2 separate regions of the Homo sapiens genome follow, and region 1 is linked to region 2. A link is a loop called in an ENCODE intact Hi-C map of the cell type or tissue named here. Cell type or tissue: OCI-LY7. All regions are shown on one strand. Links, peaks and the distances in the headings refer to the core of each region. The heading gives the core; the rest is flanking DNA. Region 1 has its middle 13 kb from the start of ZBED1. Region 2 has its middle 330 kb from the start of DHRSX.

Region 1 (10,887 bases), core at 1,802-9,801, 340 kb after region 2:
CCAGTAAATAACCATGTAATTCATTAGTAATAATATAATAGACTATTGTAATCCATTTTGATGTCCCAATTGACCTTAGCTGTGATTCATGTTTCCTTTATTCTTTTCTTTATTTTCTTTCTTTCTTTGCTTGCCTTTGTTTCTCTCTCTTTTCCTTCCTTCCTCTCTTTCTTTCTTCTCTTTCTTTTTTCTTTTGCTTGCTTTCTCTCTCTCTCGTTTTCTTTTTCTCTTTTTCTTTCCCTTTTCTCTTTTTTCTCCTTACTCTTCTCTTTTTCTCTCTCTTTTTCTCTTCTCTTTCTCTTTCTTTTTCTTTCTCCTTTGTTTCTCTTTCTCCTTTCTCTTTCTTTTTCTTTCTCTTCTCTCTCTCTCTCTCTCTCTCTGTCTCTGTGTCTCTCTCTTCCTGTTGAGGTCTCATTCTGTTGCTCAGGCTTAAGTGCAGTGGCACAGTCATAGCTCACTGCAGCCTCAATCTCCCAGGCTCAACGGATCCTCCTGCCTCAGCCTCTCAAGTCATTGGTACTACAGGCACACGCCACCACGTGTGACTAATTAAAAAAAATTTTTTTTGCTGTAATCCCAGCAGTTTGTCAGGCTGAGGCGAGTGGATCACTTGAGGAATTCGAGACGAGCCTGGCCAACATGGTGAAAACCCGTCTCTACTAAAAATACAAAAATTAGTCGGGCATGGTGGCATGCACCTGTAGTCCCAGCTACTGAGGAGGCTGAGGCAAAAGAATCACTTGAACCTAGGGAGGTCGGGAGGTGGAGGTTGCAGTGAGCTGAGATCGTGCCACTGCACTCCAGCCTGGGCGACAGAGCAAGTCTCCAACTAAAAAAAAAAAAAAAAAAAAAATTTATAGAGATGGAGTCTCACCATGTTGCCCAGGCAGGTCTCAAAGTCCTGGCCTCAAGGATCCTCCCTCCTTGGTTTCCCAAACTACTGGAATTACAGGCATGAGCGACCACACCTGGTCTCATGTTTTATTTTGTGTTTCAGTGTTTAATTCCTCAAAGTCATGGGCCCTGTGGCTGAGCACTGGTACATGCCTAGGCAGAGGTTATCCCCAGAGTAAACTCTCATAAAGAGGTATTCTGGGCCGGGTGCAGTGGCTCGCGCCTGGAATCCCAGCACTTTGGGAGGCTGAGGCGGGTGGATCACCTGCAGTCAGGAGTTTGAGACCAGCCAGCCCAACATAGTGAAACCCTGTCTCTACTAAGAACTACAAAAATTAGCCGGGCATGGTGGCAGACACCTGCAATCTCAGCTACTCGGGAGGCTGAGGCAGGAGAATCCCTTGAAGTTGGGAAGCGGAGGTTGCAGTGAGCCGAGATCATGCCACTGCACTCCAGCCTGGCGACAGAGTGAGATTCCATCTTAAAAAAAAAAAAAAAAAAAAAAAAAAAAAGTTGTCCTGTGCATTAGTGGATGGTTTCCGTGGAGTTTGGGATACAATGTCTGGGAAGTGCTGAAAGATTCTGAGCTGAATTATCCGCCATCCGCTTTATATAATGCTTCACATTATCAGACTCCTCACACCTTAATGATCCCTGAGCACATCTTTGAATATCATTGTGAAAAATCCCCAGAATTCATAGGGTAAGATGTTAATGAAAAGTCAATACCATTTCATGTATATCTCAGCCTCTGTCTTGGCTGGTGTTCTCAACTGGCTGTGAGCATGAAACATCCTCAAGGCTTTTTCTTTTTTCCTTTTTTTTCTTTTTTGAGATGGAGTCTCGCTCTCGTCCCCCAGGCTGGAGTGCAGTGGCAGATCTCAGCTCACTGCAACCTCCACCTCCCGGGTTCAAGTGATTCTCCTGCCTCAACCTCCCCAGTAGCTGGGATTACAGGTGCCCATCACCATGCCCAACTAATTTTGTATTTTTAGTAGAGATGGCATTTCACCATGTTGGCCAGGCTGGTCTCAAACTCCTGACCTCAGGTGATCCATCCACCTTTGCCTCCCAAAGTGCTGGGATTACAGGTGTGAGCCACTGCGCCCGGCCCTCAATGCTTTTTTTATCAAAAAATTCTAAATTATTTGGGCAACTTTTTGACAATAAGGATGTTCTACAATACATGCCTGTGATACTTTATATTTTTAGAGTGCCAAGTATCAAATCTGTTTCCATCACAAATAATATCCACCAGCTGGAATGTGTGGAGACAGCATTGCTCTGTTAAGTTCCATTAAAGGTGTTATTAGCATCTATATTAATCTGGGTTCTCCAGAGAAACAGTACCAATGGGATGGATGGATGGATACATAGATCAATAGATAGATATATTGATAGATATTAATAGATAATACATAGATGATAGACACAATGGGATGGATAGATATTAATAGATAATACATAGATAATAGATAAAATGGGATGGATGGATAGATAGATTTTTTTTTTTTTTTTGAGACAGAGTCTCACTCTGTCACCCAGGCCGGAGTGCAGTGGCATGATCTCAGCTCACTGTAGCCTCCACCTCCCAGATTCAAGCAATTCTCCTGCCTCAGCCTCCTGAGTAGCTGGGACTACAGGTGCCCACTACCATGCCCTGTTAATTTTTGTATTTTTAGTAGAGACAGGGTTTCACCATATTGGCCAGGCTGGTCTCAAATTCCTTACCTCGTGATCCACCTGCCCCTGCCTCCCAAAGTGCTGGGATTACAGGCGTAAGCCACTGCACCCAGCAATAGATAGATATTAATAGATAATACATAGATGATAGATACAATGGGATGGATGGATAGACAAATAGATATTAATAGATAATAACCAGATGATAATTGATTGATTGATAGATCTGGGCAGTATGTGCAACAAAGGTATGGCTCATCTGTTTGGCCGCTGCGTGCTCAAACCCCTTACAGGATGGAGAGCACGCAGACGGACAGATGCAGAAGCCGGGGCAAACACTTTGGGGATCTGGCCCCATGGTAGCATGAAGGGCTGGGTGCCTGCAACTCCTGAAGCCCAAGTTGTTGTGTGTTACAGTGCATTCTTTTGGCTTTGCTGTCCGCAGACAACTTGAGTGTTTGCTCTCTGTGGACAGCTTGTGCCTCCTTGGTGGCCAAGTCCTTGTCAGTGTCCTGGAAGAATCAGGTCACCCATGGACTTGAAGGATGATGAATGCAGGGGTTTTATTGAGTGGTGGAGGTGGCTCTCAGCTGGATGGATGGGGAGCTGGAAAGGGAATGGAGTGGGAAGATGGTCTTCCCCTGGAGTTTGGCCGTCCAGCAGCCGATCTCTCCAACCGTCCCCAGCTAAACTCCTCTCAGCATTCAGACACTCCTTCTCTTCTTTCTGCCAATCTTTTGCTCTTCGGTTCGTCTCCTCCTGGAGCCAGGGGTTTGGGATTTATATGGGTACAGGATGGGGGGAGTGGGGGGCCAAAAGGCAACGTTTGGGTGTGAATACAGGCATGCCTGTTCTCATTTCAGGCTGTGGGTTTCCAGGCGTGAGGGTGGGGCCTTTGCTGGGGAACCACCCTCTTCTACCCAGTATTTCCCTGTCTCCTGCCTGTATCACCTTCAGGGTGATCATTTCCTCATGCCTTGGGGGCAAGCCTGACAGCTCATTGTTGGGATTGATGCTATGGTCATTAGTATGTTTATTATTATTTTTAATCAGTATCACAATTGCATCTCTCGAGCCCACAAAGCTTTGATGGGCACAGAACTATGATTTTCATCCACAAGGACATGAAAGCATCAAGGAACTGCTATTTCAGGGCAGAGGTTTATTTTCACTTTGGTTTTGTTTACAAGGAGTTTTAGAGATTGGAGTTTCCAGGAATACAAATCACAGGTTTCCACCTATGAGAACGATATGCAGAGACAACCCCCTGCCCAGTCTGGCAGGTGTGTTCCCAGACCGAACCGAGTGTCAGACCGCTTATTGTCATGGCCCCATAATGAGACGCAGATGAATTGGGAAAGAACAGAGTTTATTTCTGTAACTGGGTACAGGGAGAAGGCTGGGAAAATATCGCCAGACCAACTCCAAATTACAAAATTTTCCAGACCTTATGTATCTTCTAAAATATATGTCTACATATAAGTGTGTATCCATCTAAAGACATAAGTGAGGCCGGGCGCGGTGGCTCACGCCTGTCATCCCAGCACTTTGGTATGCCAAGATGGGCGGATCACCTGAGGTCAGGAGTTCTAGACCAACCTGGCCAACATAGTGAAATCCCATCTCTACTAAAAAGACAGAAATTAGCTGGGAGTGGTGGCATGCACCTGTAGTCCCAGCTACTTGGGGGTGGGGGTGGGGGCCGAGGCAGGAGAATCACTTGAACCCGGGAGGCGGAGGTTGCGGTGAGCTGAGATTGCGCCATGGCACTCTAGCCTGGGGGACAAGAGCGAGAGGTCTCAAAAAAAAAAAAAAAAGACATAAGTGATTCACTTCTTCTAATCTGTAACTAAGGTCTGAGTCCTGAAGACCTTCCTCTGGAGCCTCAGTAAATTGACTTAATCTAGATGGTTCCAGGTGCTGGGGTGATTACCCTTATCTTGTCTCCTGCTAAATCATGGAGGTTTGGGGAGTTCCTTTAGACCCCCAATAAAACTTGTTTGTGGAGGCCTGCAGAGTTCCTTCAGAACCCCAGTAAAACTTGTTTAATCTGAAACAGGTCCTGTTAAGAATTCCTTCGTTATCTTTTCATGCTTTAAGGCCCAGGAAAGCCCCGGGCAAAACTCTTGGTGGGCTTTTGTTACATTCCAGCCTTTGTATAAGGGCACTGGTTGTTTCAGCTTTTAATATGTAACTCCACTGGTCAGTGAGTGCTGAAACGGTTGCCACGGAGGCCTGCCTGTTCAGCTGTTAGTGAGACCTGGCCTGCCACAGGTGGGTCTGATGAAACTTTCCAGCCCCTGTCCTGAAATTTGACTTTAGAGAAGTTGCATACCAGTTCAGTTTCTTGTTTGTTTGTTTGTTTGTTTTGACACGGAGTCTCACTCTGTTGCCCAGGCTGGAGGGCAGTAGTACAATCTTGGCTCACTAGAGTGCAGTAGTACAATCTTGGCTCATCTGCCTCCCGGGTTCAAGCAATACTCCTGCCTCAGCATCCTGAGTAGCTAGGATTACAGGCACACACCACCACGCCCAGCTAATTTTTGTATTTTTAGTAGAGACAGGGTTTCACCATGTTGGCCAAGCTGGTCTCAAACTCCTGACCTCAAGTAATCTGCCCATCTCGGCCTCCCAAAGTGCTGGAATTACAGGCATGAACCACCACACCCGGCCCCAGCTCAGTTTCTTAAGGACTCTGTAACAAGGGAGGGAGAACATCGCCAATTTGGGGCATTCCTTCTGATGCTGAAGGTGCATGATTCTTGCTGTTTCTAACTCTGAGTTCCAGAGGTGGTTTTTTCAGAAGCAGAGCCTCAGCTGGGCACGGTGGCTCACACCCATAATCCCAGCACTTTGGGAGGCCGAGGCAAGAGGATCACTTGAGGCCAGGAGTTCAAGACCGGCTTGAGCAACAGAGCGAAGCCTCATGTCTACTGAAAATTAAAAAAAAAAAAAAAAAAAAATGAGCTGGCTGTGGTGGCCTGCACCTGTGGTCCCAGCTACTTGGGATGCTGAGGTGGGAGGATGGCTTGAGCTGTGATGGTACTATTGCAGCCTGGACAACAAAGCAAAACCCTGTCTCAGACACACACACACACAAAAGAAGCAGAAGAAGTTGTTTGGAGCCAGGATGGCTCATTTGCCCACAGGAACTCACAGGAAGTCTGAAAATAGTCAGGTAGAGCACATAGAAGCTGCAACAGCTGTGAGCTCCCCCCAGAGTCCCTGAGCACATCTCTATCGCGCGTGGGGGCTGCTGATGCTGGTATCATTTCCAAAACAATAAGTCAGGATCTCCCAGACAGACGGGAGTGCTGCCGACAGCCTTCTCTGTTTTTCTTTTTTTAAAATTTTTAGTTATTCTACGTATGAAAACCAAAAAGTACCTGAGACAAGTCTCCATCAATTTAGAAAGTTTATTTTGCCAAATTTGAAGATGCAGCCTCAGGAACTCCTGACAACATGTCCCCAAAGTGTTTGGGGCACAGCTTGCTTGGTTTTATGCATCTTAGGGAGGCATGAGACATCAATCAGTCTATGGAAGATGTACATTGGTTCTGTCCGGAAAGGTGGCACAACTCGAGGCAGGGAGAGAGCCTGCATTTCATAGGCTGATAAGAGACAAATGGTTGCTTTCTTTCGAGTTTCTGATTAGCCTTGTACTGAAAGCACGATGTACAGGAATACTCACTTATGCCTTAGTCTGGCTTAGTGAAACAAGAGGGTAGAGGAAGCAATCAGGTATGCATTTGTCTCACGTGAGCAGAGGGATAACTTTGAGTTCTATTTATTTATTTTATTTATTTTAAGACAGAATCTTGCTCTTGTTGCCCAGGCTGGAGTGCAGTGGCGCGATCTCAGCTCACTGCAACCTCTGTACCCTGGGTTCAAGCGATTCTCCTGCCTCAGCTCCTCGAGCAGCTGGGATTACAGGCACCTGCCACCATGCTTGGCTAATTTTTGTATGTTCAGTAGAGATGGGGTTTCCCCATGTTGGCCAGGCTGGTCTCGAACTTCTGACCTCAGGTGATTGATCCACCTGCCTCAGCCTCCCAAAGTGCTAGGATTTACAGGTGTGAGCCACCACACCCGCCTTAACTATGAGTTATTTCTGTCCTTTGTCTACAAGGAATTTCCCTGTGGGGATATTATGAGGGAAGCATGTAGCTTTTAAACAAATCTTTGTAACTATCTTATTTTAGAATAGAATGGGAGACGGGTTTGCCCAAAACAGCTCCCAGATCGACTTTTCCCTTTGGCTAAGTGATTCTGGGATCCCGAGATTTATTTTCCTTTCACACATACATAATAGTTGTACAAATTTATGGGGTACATGTGAGATATATATATATATACATACATATACATATATATATTTTTTTACTTTACGTTCTGGGATACAGGTGCAGAACGTGCAGGTTTATTACATAGGTATACATGTGCCATTGTGGTTGGCTGCACCCATCAACCCATCATCTAGATTTTAAGCCCCGTATGCATTAGGTATTTGTCCTAATGCTCTCTCTCCCCTTGCCCCCCACCCACCCCACATGTGATATTTTGATATCAGCATAGAATGTGTCATGATGAAATCAGGATAATTAGGGTACCCATCACCTTAAGCATTTATAATTTCTTTGTGGAAATCACATTCCAATTCCACTCTTTCAGTTATTTTGAAATACACAATAAATTATTGTGAATACAGTCACCCTATGGTTTGGCCAAACACTAGACTGTATTTCTTTTATCCAACTGTATTTTTGTACCCATGAACCATCCTCTCTTAATCATCCCCTCCCACTAACCTTCCCAGTCCCCAGTCACCATCATTCTACTCTCTATCTCCGTGAGTTCAATTTTTTAAGCTCTCACATATGAGTGACGACAAGCAATGTTCTCTTTGACATTTTCCCCTGTCCTTCATTCCATCAAACAAACCTCATTTTACCATGATGCCACCATGATATAATAACAGCTGCACATGCAAAGCCATTGATTGTAACATGACTTCATGACCTGTGCATAAAAAAGCATGCTAGTGTAATCCCAGCACTTGGGGAGGCCAAGGCGGGTGGATCACAAGGTCAGGAGTTCAAGACCAGCCTGGCTAATATGCTAAAAAACCGTCTCTACTAAAAAAAAAATACAAAAATTAGCCAGGCATGGTGGTGGGCGCCTGTAATCCCAGCTGCTTGGGAGGCTGAGGCAGGAGAATCTCTTGAACCCGGGAGGCAGAGGTTGCAGTGAGCCAAGATCGTGTCACTGTACTCCAGTCTGGGTGACAGAGTGAGATTCCGTCTCAAAAAACAAAAAAAAAAAAACAAAAAAAAAAACCCAAAAAAACATGCTAGTTATGGCCCATCTTTGCTTGTGAAGGATAAAAATGATTATAAATTTTTCCCTTTCTGGCCAGGTGCAGTGGCTCATGCCTGTATTCCCAGCACTTTGGGAAGCCGAGGTGGGAAGATCACTTGAGCTCAGGAGTTCAAGACCAGCTTGAGTAACATGGCGAAACTCTGTCTCTCAAAAATACAAAAAATTAGCCAGGCATGGTGGCATGCATCTGTGATGCCAGCTACTTGAAAGCTGAGGTGGGAGAATCATTTGAGCCCAGGAGGCGGAGATGGCAGTGAGCCGTGACTGCATCACTGCACTCCAGCCTAAGCCACAGAGCGAGAACCTGTCTCAAAAACAAAAACAAAACAAAAAAGAAATGCTTCTTTTCAGCCTCAAGCTTGATTGGTCTTTCCTACTCTGGGCTTTAGACAAGGGATGGTCAGTTTTCTGAAGCTGTATTTATTCAAAGTTCTGCACAGTTTTACTTTAGCAAATTTCAGACAATGAACATTGTAGGGTTTTTTTGTTGTTTTTGACCTTTTGAGATCCTTAGTTTTGGAAGCAGCTGTGATCGTTTCAGTGACTATGTGGGCACTCATAGAATGTTTATATCTGAAGTGTCTGGTGTTGGGGGGGAGATTAAAGAGATGGTGTCTTTGAAATCTGTTTCTAAATCTGTTATCCAGTTTAAAATTCTCTTTCATTGTAACGAGCAGAAAGACAATAAGAACAGGTGCAGAGAAGGCAGGCTGTGTTGTTCTTTCTTCAGAGTGGGAAGCTTCGTAAGATTCAGGGGCTGGCAGTCACCAAACCCCACATAAACCTGTCTGTGTGCTTTCATTGAAAGTATACTTTAGGCTGGGCATGGTGGCTCACGCCTGTAATTCCTGCACTTTGGGAGGCCGAGGCGGGTGGATCACCTGAGGTCAGGAGTTCAACACCAGCCTGGCCAACATGATGAAACCCCATCTCTACTAAAAATACAAAAAATTAGCCAGACATGGTGGCAGGCACCTGCCATCCCAGCTACTCGGGAGGCTGAGGCAGGAGAATCACTTGAACCCAGGAGGAGGAGGTTACAGTGAGCTGAGATTGCGCCACTATACTCCAGCCTGGGCAACAAGAGCAAAACTTCGTCCCAAAAAAAAAAAAAAAAAAAGAAAATGTACTTTAAACAGCTAATGATGACTACATTTTTGTTTCAGCTCCAATGTATCTTTCTAAGGTCAGATTTCTTCCTTCCTTCCTTTCTCTTTCTCTCTTTCTCTTTCTTTTCTTTTTTTCTCTTCCTTCCTTTCTTTCTCTTTCTTTCTTTCTCTTTCTTTCTCTTTCTTTCTTTCTTCTCTTTGTTCTTTCTCTCCTTCTTCTTATTCTTTTTTCTTCTTCCCCTCCCTCCCTCCCTTCCCTCCCTCCCTCCGTCCCTCCCTCCCTCCCTTCCTTCTTTTTTCTTTTCCTTTCTTTTTTTTTCTTTCTTTCTTTCGAGATGGGGTCTTGCTATGTTAACCAGGCTGGTCTTAAACACCTGGCCTCAAGCAATCCTCCCGTCTTGGCCTCCCAAAATGCTAGGATTACAGGCATGAGCTACTGTGTCCAGCCTGAGGTTTCTGTCTTCATTCTCCATTGCATGCTTGTCCACCATAGAGTCTATTCAACTACATGTTCTGTAAAAGCATCATAATGGAAAAACAGTTTTTCTTTGCTTTACATTCCCATATGTTCCATGTATGAAATCCAGAAAAGGCTAAGTTCTCAGACATGATCTGCTCCTGTCGGAATTCTAAGGACTGAGGGAGAGTACATTATTCTCACATTCTAAGTCTTAAAGTCATTCTCAGTGCTTTCACTTTCAACATTTTTGTCTGAACGATGACCGCACGTTCATTTTTCAGGGTGCATTTTGGTCTCCAGTTTAAATATCCTATCTGTGAGGCCGGGCATGGTGGCTCATGCCTGTAATCCCAGCACTTTGGGAGGCCAAGGTTGGTGGGTCACGAGGTCAGGAGATCGAGACCATCCAGGCTAACATGATGAAACCCCGTCTCTACTAAAAATACAAAAAATTACCTGGGCATGGTGGCGGGTGCCTGTAGTCCCAGCCACTCAGGAGGCTGAGGCAGGAGAATCACTTGAACCCGAGAGGCAGAGGTTGCAGTGAGCAGAAATCGCGCCACTGCACTCCAGCTTGGGTGACGACAGAGCGACACTCTTTCTCAAAAAAAAAAAAAAAATCCTATGTATGTTCCATCTCTTCTTTATTTCTATGATATGGAATGTGACATGGTTTGGATTTGTGTCTCTGCCCAAAGCTCACGTTGAATTGTCATCTGTGGTGTTGGAGGTGGGGCCTGGTGAGAGGTGGGTGAATAACAGGGGTTGTTTCTAATGGCTTACCATCATCCCCCAGTGCTGTCTTGTGATAGAATTTTGTTTGTTTGAGATGTAGTTTTGCTCTTGTAGCCCAGGCTGGAGTACAATGGCACAATCTCCACTCACTGAAACCTCTGACTCCTGGGTTCAAGCGATTCTCCTGCCTCAGTGTCCAGAGTAGCTGGGATTACAGGCGCCTGCCACCAAGCCTGGCTAATTTTTCTATTTTTAGTAGAGATGGGGTTTCACCATGTTGGTCAGGCTGATCTTGAACTCCTGACCTCAAGTGATCCCCCTGCCTCAGCCTCCCAAAGTGCTGGGATTAGAGGCGTGAGCCACCGCACCCGGCCTCGTGATAGAGTTCTCAGGAGATCTGGTTGTTTAAAAGTGTGTGGCACCTTCTCCTTCACTCTCTCTCTCCTGCTCCACCATGTGAAGATGTGTGCGCTTCACCTTTCCCTTCACCACGACTGTAAGTTTGCTGAGGCCTCCCCAGGAGCAGAAGCATGTACAGCCGGCAGAACTGTGAGGCCTCCACAGCCATGCTTACTGTACAGCCTGTGAATCTGTGACTCAATTAAACCTCCTTTCTTTATGAAATAC
Region 2 (10,887 bases), core at 918-8,917:
TGTCTCAACAACAACAAGTGAGGAAGCTGGGTCTCAACCCATGTCAGTGGTAGGGCACAGAGCTTTTATGAGAAATCTGCAAACTGTCAAATGCACCTGCCATGATGTGTGTGTGTGTGTGTGTGTGTGGCACACATTTTCCAAACGTGAAAATTCTGTTGAGATTAATGAAGTGAAAATGTACTGCAGATATATTACCGAATGTAGTAGTTTTAGTCATTAATAATTAGCTTAATGTGGCCAGGGGCGGTCCAGAGTCTGGCTCTGTCACCCAGACTGAGATTGCAGTGGTGCAATCTCAGCTCACTGCAACCTCTGTGTCTGGGTTCAAGCGATTCTCCTGCCTCAGCCTCTCGAGTAGCTGGGATTACAGGCATGCACCCTGACAGCCAGCTAATTTTTGTATTTTTAGTAGAGATGAGGTTTTACCATGTTGGCCAGGCTAGTCTCGAACTCCTGACCTCATGATCCGCCCATCTTAACCTCCCAAAGTGCAGGGATTACAGGTGTGAGCCACTGAATCTGGCCAAAACCTCTTTTCTTTTCCTTTTTCCTTTTTTTTTTTTTTTGAGACAGAGTTTCGCTCTTGTTGCCCAGGCTGGAGTGAAATGGCATGATCTCGCTCACTGTAACCTCTGCTTCCCAGGTTCAAGTGATTCTCCAGCCTCAGCCTCCCGAGTAGCTGAGGTTACCAGCATGTATCACCACACCTGGCTAATTTTGTATTTTTAGTAGAGATGAGGTTTCACCATGTTGATCAGGCTGGTCTTGAACTCCTGACCTGATGATGTGCCTGCCTCAGTCTCCCAAAGTGTTGAGATTATAGGCGTGAGCCACTGCACCTGGCCCAAACCTCTTTTCTTTGTAAATTCCGAGTCTCAGGTAGTTCTTTACAGCAGTGCAAGAATGGACCAATACACTTCCCCATTATCTGCAGGATAAATTCAGTTTCCTGGTTCAGGGTCCAATCTGATATGCTTCAACTTCTATTTCAAATATATCTTCCTGTGATCAGCCAAATGGATCTTGTGATCACTGTGTGCCTCATTGTGACTTCACGTCCAGAAGCTTGAAATATTCTTCCTCCACCTGTCCACCTTCTTGCATTCCGCCTGTCCTTAGAGACACAGTCAAAGGCAATCTTGCATCAAGACCCACTGGTCTATGATGCTCTCTTGCCAGCTCATTGCACGATGAGAAGCAGTCCTGCTATAGGAAGAATCCAGAGACCTCCCATCAAACACCGGTCTTCACTCACTAGCTGGCTGAATGAGTCAGGGTTAAAGCTCACAGCGATACCCAGGAGATCCAGAAATACAGTGAGTGGCCCAGTCAAGATGAAAGTTTACTTTCCATCCATGCTCCATCCAATGAGGTGGGCTCTGTCAAGCCTGAAAAATTTTTTCTCTGGTCCTTTACACAAATATTTTGCGAGTTCCCGACCTCCAGTATCTAAAACGTTCCCAAAGTTACCTTTTCAGTTAAACATAACACCAAAAGGTTCATATTATACCCTGTGTACTGTGTTGAATTTTTAAACACTAACAAGAAAAAACTGGCCAGGCGCAGTGGCTCATGCCTGTAATTCCAGCAATTTGGGAAGCAGAGGTGGGAGAATTGCTTGCGTTCAGCAGTTTGAGACCAGCCTGGGCGACATAGTGAGACTCTGCCTCTAAGAAAAGTAAAAAATTAGCTGGGCATACTGGCCCACACCTGTAATTTTAGCTACGGGGGCTGGAGGATGGCTTGAGCCCAGGAGATGGAGGTTGCAGTGGGCTATGATGGTGCGACTGCACTCCAGCCTGGGCAACAGAGTGTGATCCCATCCCTCAATAAAGAAAGAAAATAATGTTTTTATCAATAGTTAAATCTTTGCCTCCAAAAAGTTAAGCATTTTGGTGATTGTATTGGAAAAAGAAAATGCTGAGAAGTTCAACTTTGTTAATATACTAAGCACTGATTTAATGTTAATTATGGAAATGGCATCAGAAATGATTACTGTTTACAAAAACAAAATCAGGTGATGTATATAACCGTCCAATTAGGTGGGCTCTGTAAAGCCTGAAATATTTTCTATCTTGTTCTTTATACAAATATTTTGTGAGTTCATGACCTCCAGCATCTAAAATGGTCCAAAAGTTACCTTTTAAGTTAAACATAAAACCAAAAGTTTCATATTATACCCTCTGTACTCTGTTGAATGTTTAAAGACTAACAAGAAAACACCGGCCAGGCACAGTGGCTCATGCCTGTAATTCCAGCAATTTGAGAAGCCGAGGGAGCCGAGATTAATATGCTAAGCACTGATTTAATGTTTATAATTACAGAAATGGCACCAGGATTACTGTTTACAAAAAAAAAAAAACAGGTGATACGTGAGGTCTGTCAACCGTGGTTGTGTGTGACCGTGTGCCAATAACTCAGTTATTCCCATTTTCTCATCTGTAAAATGGGTAAAATTAAACTTTCCTCATAAAATGTTCACGGGTATCAAGTAAAATCATATGTGTAAGTATCTAGCAAAATTTAAGGCCAATAACAAGCCATTGATAAATGGCAGCTCTTTTTTAAAAAATTGATCTGAAAACAAATTTTTCTTTTTTTTTTGAGATGGAGTCTCACTCTATCGCCCAGGCTGGAGGGCAGTGGCGCGATCTCAGCTCACTGCAAGCTCTGCCTCCTGGGTTCACGCCATTCTCCTGCCTCAGCCTCCCAAGTAGCTGGGACTGCAGGCACCCGCCACCATGCCCAACTAATCTTTTGTATTTTTAGTAGAGACTGGGTTTCACGGTGTTAGCCAGGATGGTCTCGATCTCCTGACCTCGTGATCCGCCCACCTCAGCCTCCCAAAGTGCTGGGATTACAGGTGTGAGCCATTACGCCCGGCTAATCTTTTGTATTTTTGGTAGAGACTGGGTTTCACCACGTTAGGCAGGATGGTCTCAATCTCCTGACCTTGTCATTCACCCACGTGGGCCTCCCAAAGTGCTGGGATTACAGGCGTGAGCCACCGCGCCCAGCCCTGAAAACATAATTTTGTTTTCAAGTGTTGGGGCTCAGGTTTGTCCATCGTCACAAAAACGTTGTCCATAAAATGTAACAATACCACAACACCGGAAAAATGCTTCCACAAGTGGCTGAGGCAGTAATGAAAGTAATTACACCTGTCACTTCTTTTTCTTGTTGCTGTTATTGTTGTCTAAAGTTTAGCTTGCTTCATTCTTTCCCTTAAACTTTTATCTTAGGTTTGGGGGTACACGTGCAGGTTTGTTGTAGGTCAATTTGTGTCACCGCAGTTTGTTGTACAGATGATTCCATCACCCAGGTATTAAGCCCAGTACCAATAGTTATCTTTTCTGCCCCTCTCCCTCCTCCCACCCTCCACCCTCAAGTAGAGGTGTCTCTTGCTCCCTTCTTTGTGTTCATGAGTTCTCCTCATTTAGCTCCCACTTATTTATTTTTTTATTTTTTTGAGACGGAGTGTCACCCTGTCGCCCAGGCTGGAGTGCAATGGCGTGATCTTGGCTCACTGCAACGTCCGCCTCCCGGGTTCAAATGATTCTTCTGCCTCAGCCTCCCCAGTAGCTGGGATTACAGGTGCCTGCCACCACGCCCGGCTAATTTTTGTATTTTTAGTAGAGATAGGGTTTCACCATGTTGGCCAAGCTGCTCTCAAACTCCTGACCTCGTGATCCACCTGCCTCGGCCTCCCAAAATGCTGGGATTACAGGCCTGAGTGACCGCGCCCGGCCTAGCTCCCACTTATAAGTGACAAAGTGCAGTATTTGATTTTCTGTTACTGCATTAGTTTGCTAAGGGTGATGGCCTCGAGCTCCATCCATATTCCTGTAAAAGACATGATCTCATTCCTTTTTCACAGTTGCATACTATTCCATGCATGCCTGTAATTCCCAAGCATGTAGAAATATTACAACACGATCCAGCGGCATAAAATGTGGTTTGAACCCACCCCCATCCTTTGGTTTTTCTCTTTCCTCCCTTCCCTTAACCTCCTACTTTTAGTTTTTAGCGTGCCTCCTTCTGTTTCTTTTTTATTTTTTTTTTATTGAGACAGAGTCTTGCTCTGTCGCCCAGGCTGCAGTGCAGTGGTGCAATCTCGGCTCACTGCAAGCTCCGCCTCCCGGGTTCACACCATTCTCCTGCCTCAGCCTCTCCGAGTAGCTGGGACCACAGGTGCCCCCAACCGCGCCGGGTTTTTTTTTTTTGTTTTTTTTTTTTTTGTATTTTTAGTAGAGACGGGGTTTCACCGTGGTCTCGATCTCCTGACCTCGTGATCCGCCCGCCTCGGCCTCCCAAAGTGCTGGGATTACAAGCGTGAGCCACCGCGCCCGGCCTGTTTCTTGTATGCTAAGGTTTGCATTACAGCTGGGAAAGTGGAGAAGAGACAATGTTTCTCCTCCAACCGAGTAAACAAAATTACGGGGATTAGAATGTGCCTGCTAAGAGCTCAGTAAACGTCATCTAGTGGTTACTAAGTGACCAAACAGGAAGCTGGGTGTTCATGCAGTCATGCCTGGATTCACTCACACTGCAGCCGCTGGTAGGGACAGACACAGCAGGGTTGGGACAGATTTGGTGGAAGAAATCATAAGCTAAAGAGAAACCCTGGCGTGCAAAACAATCCTTCCTGGCCGGGTGCGGTGGCTCACGCCTGTAATCCCAGCACTTTGGGAGGCCGAGGCGGGCGGATCACAAGGTCAGGAGTTCAAGACCAGCCTGCCCAATATGGTAAAACCCCGTCTCTACTAAAAAAAAAAAAAAAAAAAAAAAATCGCCAGGCGTGGTGGCGGATGCCTGTCGTCCCAGCTACTCGGGAGGCTGAGGCAGGAGAATCGCTTGAACCCGGGAAGCGGAGGTTGTAGTGAGCTGAGATCGGCCCACTGCACTCCAGCCTGGGAGACAGAGCAAGACTCTGTCGGAAAAAAAAAACAAAAACAAAAACAAAAAAACCATTCCTTCCTGGTAGCAGGCCTCATTCATCAGCAGCCCATAAAGGACTCTACTGACTTTTTGTCCTAGGTTAACTACAACCTGTGTCCCAGAAACTGCAGAGAGGCTCCCTTCAGGGTTCCCACGCTCATCCACATACACATACACTCACGCATGCACACGGCTATTCACACTCGTGCATACACATATACATATACATTGCAGGTGTGCACAGGTTTTCACACGCATCTGCACACGCACGCATGCAGCTAAAAGCATATGTGCATTTTACACACGCACACATGCATTCACGCACACATGAGGCATTTGCACACGTGCACGGGTGCACTCTGTGGTCTCTGCCCTTCCTCTCGGCACTGCTTCTCCTTCATGGATCCCTTCCTTTTGTGATTTCAAGAAAGCCTCTTTGGAGAAGGTCTTCCACTCCAACACCAACCTGTCAACCAAAATCCTGCCCCGTGTCGGCAGCACGGCCTTTGTAGATTGCATGCTGGGTCCAAATCACATTCTATGTTGTTTTCAGCAGTGCTCCCCTCGATGTGTGCCACAGCCCTCATCAAGAGGAGTCCAGAGCTGTCGTCATCAGCGCTACGATGCTGATCCTGTCTTTGTCCTCTATTCTCCTCTTTGCATACACAGCCAGCTCATCTACCGAAATGAGAACTCTTGTGTGTCAGGGTCTAAGTGTTTCTCCTCTTTGCAGCCCTGCTTCCACTGAAACCCAGGCATACACATGCATGTACAGATACACTCACACCTGCATGTACACACGTGCGTATACATGCATTGCACACATCGATTCACACATAGGTATGTACACCCATGCACATACACACTGCATATATGTGCAGATTTTCACACATACATGAGGCATCTGCACACGTGCACAGGTGCACTCAGTTTTTCACACTCATGCACACGCAGGCACACATGCATGCACACATATGCACATACATCAATAAATGCATAGCCCACACACATATTTACACATGCACGAAGCATTCTCATACCCATGAATACACGTTCATACATGCACACACAAGCATCCACTCAAGTACACATATTCACACATGCATGTACACACATGCACAGAAACACACATACATGATACACATGCAACCCTTTCACAGTGCATGCACGGTGCACACACACATGCACACATTCACACATGCATGTGTGCATTGAACACGCATTTGCGCATGCACAAGGCATTCACACAATCGTGCATACACATTCACACCTTCATGCACACAAATTCACATATGCATTTGCAGGCATGCAGTGATGTGTGCACACGTGCATTCAGATGCGTGAATTCATGCAAACACACACAAACAACACGCACACATATGGATGCATACACACACATGCATGCATACTGAGACACCCTGAGGCACAGTGAGATGTCTGTAACATAATACAAATTGGGTGGTTACATTTGGCCTCTTGAAATTCAACAAAACCACAATACAATCCAGCATCTTTGGTCCAAAGCAGCTCCTGCCTCCTGACTTCTGCTCCAGTGGTGCGTCTGTTTTCCTAGAGTGTCGTCTGGGGCAACAACGCTTCTTTGAACTTTGCAAAAAGGCTTGGGATGTGTTGACCCAAGTCCAGCTCTGTGATCTCAAATAACTTAGCCAGTCTCTTTTGTTGCTTCTGTCTCACTAAAGAGAATAGGTTCCACTAGAATTTGACCATGGCAACCACAGTCTTTTTTGTTTGTTTGTGTTTGAGACAGAGTCTTGCTCTGTCACCCAGACTGCAATGCAGTGGCAAGATCTCGGCTCACTGCAACCTCCGCCTCCTGGGTTCAAGCGATTCTCCTGTCTCAGCCTCCGGAGTAGCTGGGATTACAGGCACGCACCAACACGCTCAACTAATTTGTGTGTTTTTAGTAGAGACAGGGTTTCACCAACTTGGTCAGGCTGGTCTCGAACTCCTGACCTCACGTGAGCCACCTGCCTCTGCCTCCCAAAGTGCTGGGATGACAGGCGTGAGCCACCGCGCCTGGCTGGCAACCACAATCTTGAGCAGTTGCTCTGATTTTATTCTCATAACTTAGGGGTATTTGTTGTTACCCCAGCACAGAATGGAAAACTGGTGCATGGGGTGGTTTAATAACCTGTGCAGGGTCAGGCAGGTGGAAAATAGCAGGTATGATTCAACCTTGTTTCTCTCTCTAGGTGGTCCTGTCGACCGTCGCTTGACCTGGCTGATTCCGAAGCTGCCTTCTGGCGCAGACATCCTACACTGCTGGATTCCTCCTCCATCTTTTGCTCCTCAGTTATCCGATGTGGAGGGAATCCCTCCCTCTCAAGTCATTGCCACCTTCTGTCCACGTTACCAAATGAGGTCACTGGTCCTCATCTGTGGGTTCCTTCATGCAGCGTTGCACGCCTCCACAAGCACGTTGCCGTTTCGAGAACTCTGGCTAGTGATGTCACATCGTTGATGAGAGGCCACGTGGTCCTTCAGGTGGAAGCTGTGAATGAACATCCTCCCAGCCTGGATGTGGAGAAACAGGAACGCTTTTACACTGTTGGTGGGAGTGTTAACTAGTTCAACCATTGTGGAAGACAGTGTGGCGATTCCTCAAGGACGTTGAACCAGAAAGACCATTTGACCCAGCCATCCCATTACTGGGTATATACCCAAAGGATTATAAATCATGCTGCTATAAAGACACATGCACACGTATGTTTATTGTGGCACTGTTCACAATAGCAAAGACTTTGGAACCAACCCAAATGCCCATCAATGGTAGACTGGATAAAGAAAATGTGGCACATACACAGCATGGAATTCTATGCAGCCATAAAAAAGGATGAGTTCATGTCCTTTGCAGGGACATGGATGAAGGTGGAAACCATCCTTCTCCAGAAACCAACACAGGAAGAGAAAACCAAACACTGCATGTTCTCACTTATAAGTGGGAGTTGAACAATGAGAACACATGGACACAGGGAGGGGAACATCACACACTAGGGCCTGCCGGGGAGGTGGGAGGCTAGGGGAGGGAGAGCATTAGGACAAATACCTAATGTAGATGATGGGTTGATGGGTGCAGCAAACCACCATGGCACGTGCATACCTACGTAACAAACCTGCACGTTCTGCACACGTACCCCAGAACTTAAAGTAGAATTAAAAGAAAAAAAAAAGAAAACAAGAAAAGAAAATCATCCCAACCTGATACGGTATCAGGTTGCGCTGGTCATTTTATCATGTATCTCACTGGGATCTGAACTCATGCCAAGCTGGCTACAAGCCCCTCTGTGTGTAAGACACTCCCTGCAGCTTCAGGGAGGTCAGAAGCTACACACACACACACACACACACACACACACACACACACACACACACATCCTGTATAGCTCCATCATCAAATGCCTGGAGGCTCCAGAAATGCGTGATGCCCCCAGGGTGGTCGAAAGACTCAGCCACGGGGCTCCAATTTCTGTTCCCTCCCCTAAGCAACCAACTTCCCTTTTTTTTTTTTTTGAGATGGAGTCTCTCTCTGTCACCAGGCTGGAGTGCAGCGGCACGATCTCAGCTCACTGCAACCTTCGTCTTCTGGGTTCAAGCGATTCTCCTGCCTCAGCCTCCTGAGTAGCTAGGACTACAGGCACCTGCCACCCCGCCTGGCTAATTTTTGTATTTTTAGTAGAAACAGGGTTTCACCATGTTGGCCAGGATGGTCTCGATCTCCTTGAAGGAAGAGAGAGACCCTCTCATATTGTTTTATATACTCAGCACCTGTTTTAAGAAGAAACAACAAGGAAGTAAAACCAAAGACAGGCAGCCCGGCGCCAGGCCTGAAACCAGGCCTGGGGCTGCCGGCCCTAAACCCAGTAGTTAAAAATCAACTCATAACTTAGAAACCGATGTTATTCATAGATTCCAGACATCGTATAGAAGAACACTGTGAAACTCCCTGCCCGTTCTGTTTCTCTCTGACCACAGGTGCATGCAGCCCCTGTCACGTACCCCTTGCCTGCTCAAATCAATCATGACCCTTTCATGTAAAATCTTTAGTGTTGTGAGCCCTTAAAAGGGACAGAAATTGTGCATTCGGAGAGCTCAGATTTTAAGGCAGTAGCTTGCCAATGCTCCCAGCTGAATAAAGCCCTTCCTTCTGCAACTCGGTGTCTGAGAGGTTTTGTCTGCAGCTCGTCCTGCTACATCCTGACCTTGTGATCCACTCGCCTCGGCCTCCCAAAGTGCTGGGATTACAGGCGTAAGCCACCGCGCCCGGCCCTTCCCTCCTTTTTATCTGGTCTCTCTACTCTCAGCCGCACCCCAACAGTTTGCCTTTCCTTCCTCACTGTTCATGCCTCGTGTTACCCTCAATTCCCAGATGCTTAGATGCCCTGTCCAAACTGGGCAATGTCAGTCCGCTGCTCCAGCACCTCCGCCTCCTCCGGCTCCTGGAATGAAATTCAGCCCAAGGCCCTGACATGCAGGGGTGACTCTTGGATTCGGCCACAGTGCCCTCCCTCGCTCCTGGAATCGCTACGTCAGTTCTTGCCTCGGGGTCTTTGTGTGTGCTGTTCCCTCTGATTGGAATACTCTCCTCTCACTACCCCCATATCCGTGTGGCCCTCACCTTCTCATCAAGAGGGTCTTTGGCTTCAGGGTCAACCCTTCCCTCACCTTCTCTCACCACTCTCTAGAAGCTTCTCTCCGGTACCTTCCTTCAGCTTTCTTCTTGGCTCTCAACATTCTCTGGCTATATTCATGTCTGCGAGTATGCCTACGTCTAATTCCACATCCACACTCACATCTACCTGCATTTACACCTGTATCTATCATCTACCTGTCTATCCATTTATCTATTTACCTACGTATCTGCCTATCTAGCTATGCATTATCTATCTATCCATCTATTTCTCTATCATCTATCTACATAGCTATCTATCCATGATCTCTCTATGCATCATCTATGTATCTATCGATCTATCGTCTATCTGCCTATTATCATCTATATATCTCTCCATCATCTATCTATGCATCATCTATTATCTATCACCTATCATCTATGTAGCCCATCTATCCTTTATCTGTCTGCCTATCTATATCTATCTGCCTATCGTCATCTACGTATCTATCTATCTATGCATCATCTCTCCATTATCTGTCTATCCATCTTATCATCTATGTAGCTCATCTATCATCTGTCTGCCTGCCTATCTACCTATATCTGTCTGCCCATCTACCTATATCTATCATCTGTCTATCTATATCTATCATGTCTGCCTATCTATATCTATCCATCTATCATCTGTCTGCCTATCTATATCTATCTAATCTATCTCTATCTAGCTATCTATCATCTGTCTGCCTATCTATATCTATCATCTATCTTTTATCTGTCTGTCTGCCTCTATCTATCTATCTATCTATCTATCTATCTATCGATCGGTCTGTTTGCCTATCTAAATCTACTTATCTATCATCTGTCTGCCTATCTATATCTATCTATCATCTATCTATCTATCTTTTATCTGTCTGCCTATCTCTATGTATCTATCTATCTATCTATCATCGGTCTGTCTATCTAAATCTACTTATCTATCTATCATCTGCCTATCTATCATGTCTGCCTATCTATATCTATCATCTGTCTATGTATATCTATCCGTCTATCATCTATCTATATATCTATCCATCATCTATTTATCATCTATGTATCTCATCTATTATCTGTCTCTCTGTATCTCTAAATTATCTATCTAATCTATCTAATGTCAGTCAATGGATCTGTATCTATTGTCTAGTTATTAATCATCTAATATGCTTATTATGTCATCAAATCTATTTATCTATTATTTATATCCGTCATCTATTGCCTATCTATCTAATCTATGCACATCTAACTACCTATCTGTTATCTATTATCTGTCAATCATCTAATCT

What was found. A loop is a pair of places that touch in the nucleus more often than their neighbours do. Peaks named below come from ENCODE experiments on the same cell type or tissue, not always from the same donor. Only the 100,000 strongest peaks of a DNase experiment are listed, where the experiment ranks them.
Region 1: it touches region 2 in a loop (5-fold over the local background); 1 of 110 quality-filtered maps calls a loop at or near these places.

What each region holds. Positions count from the first base shown.
Region 1 is chrX:2,508,601-2,519,487 of GRCh38, forward strand. No RefSeq gene overlaps it. Among named protein-coding and RNA genes, the nearest start is that of ZBED1, 13 kb to the left of the region's middle. In OCI-LY7, for the core only: CTCF peaks have their summits at 4,975, 5,196 and 5,831; DNase peaks (open chromatin) are centred at 5,731, 6,201, 8,201, 8,641 and 2 weaker places; H3K4me3 peaks cover 3,518 bases; H3K27ac peaks cover 6,353 bases.
Region 2 is chrX:2,170,361-2,181,247 of GRCh38, forward strand. No RefSeq gene overlaps it. Among named protein-coding and RNA genes, the nearest start is that of DHRSX, 330 kb to the right of the region's middle. In OCI-LY7, for the core only: no CTCF peak of the experiment used is centred there; DNase peaks (open chromatin) are centred at 4,153, 4,511, 8,431 and 8,861; H3K4me3 peaks cover 2,022 bases; H3K27ac peaks cover 2,995 bases.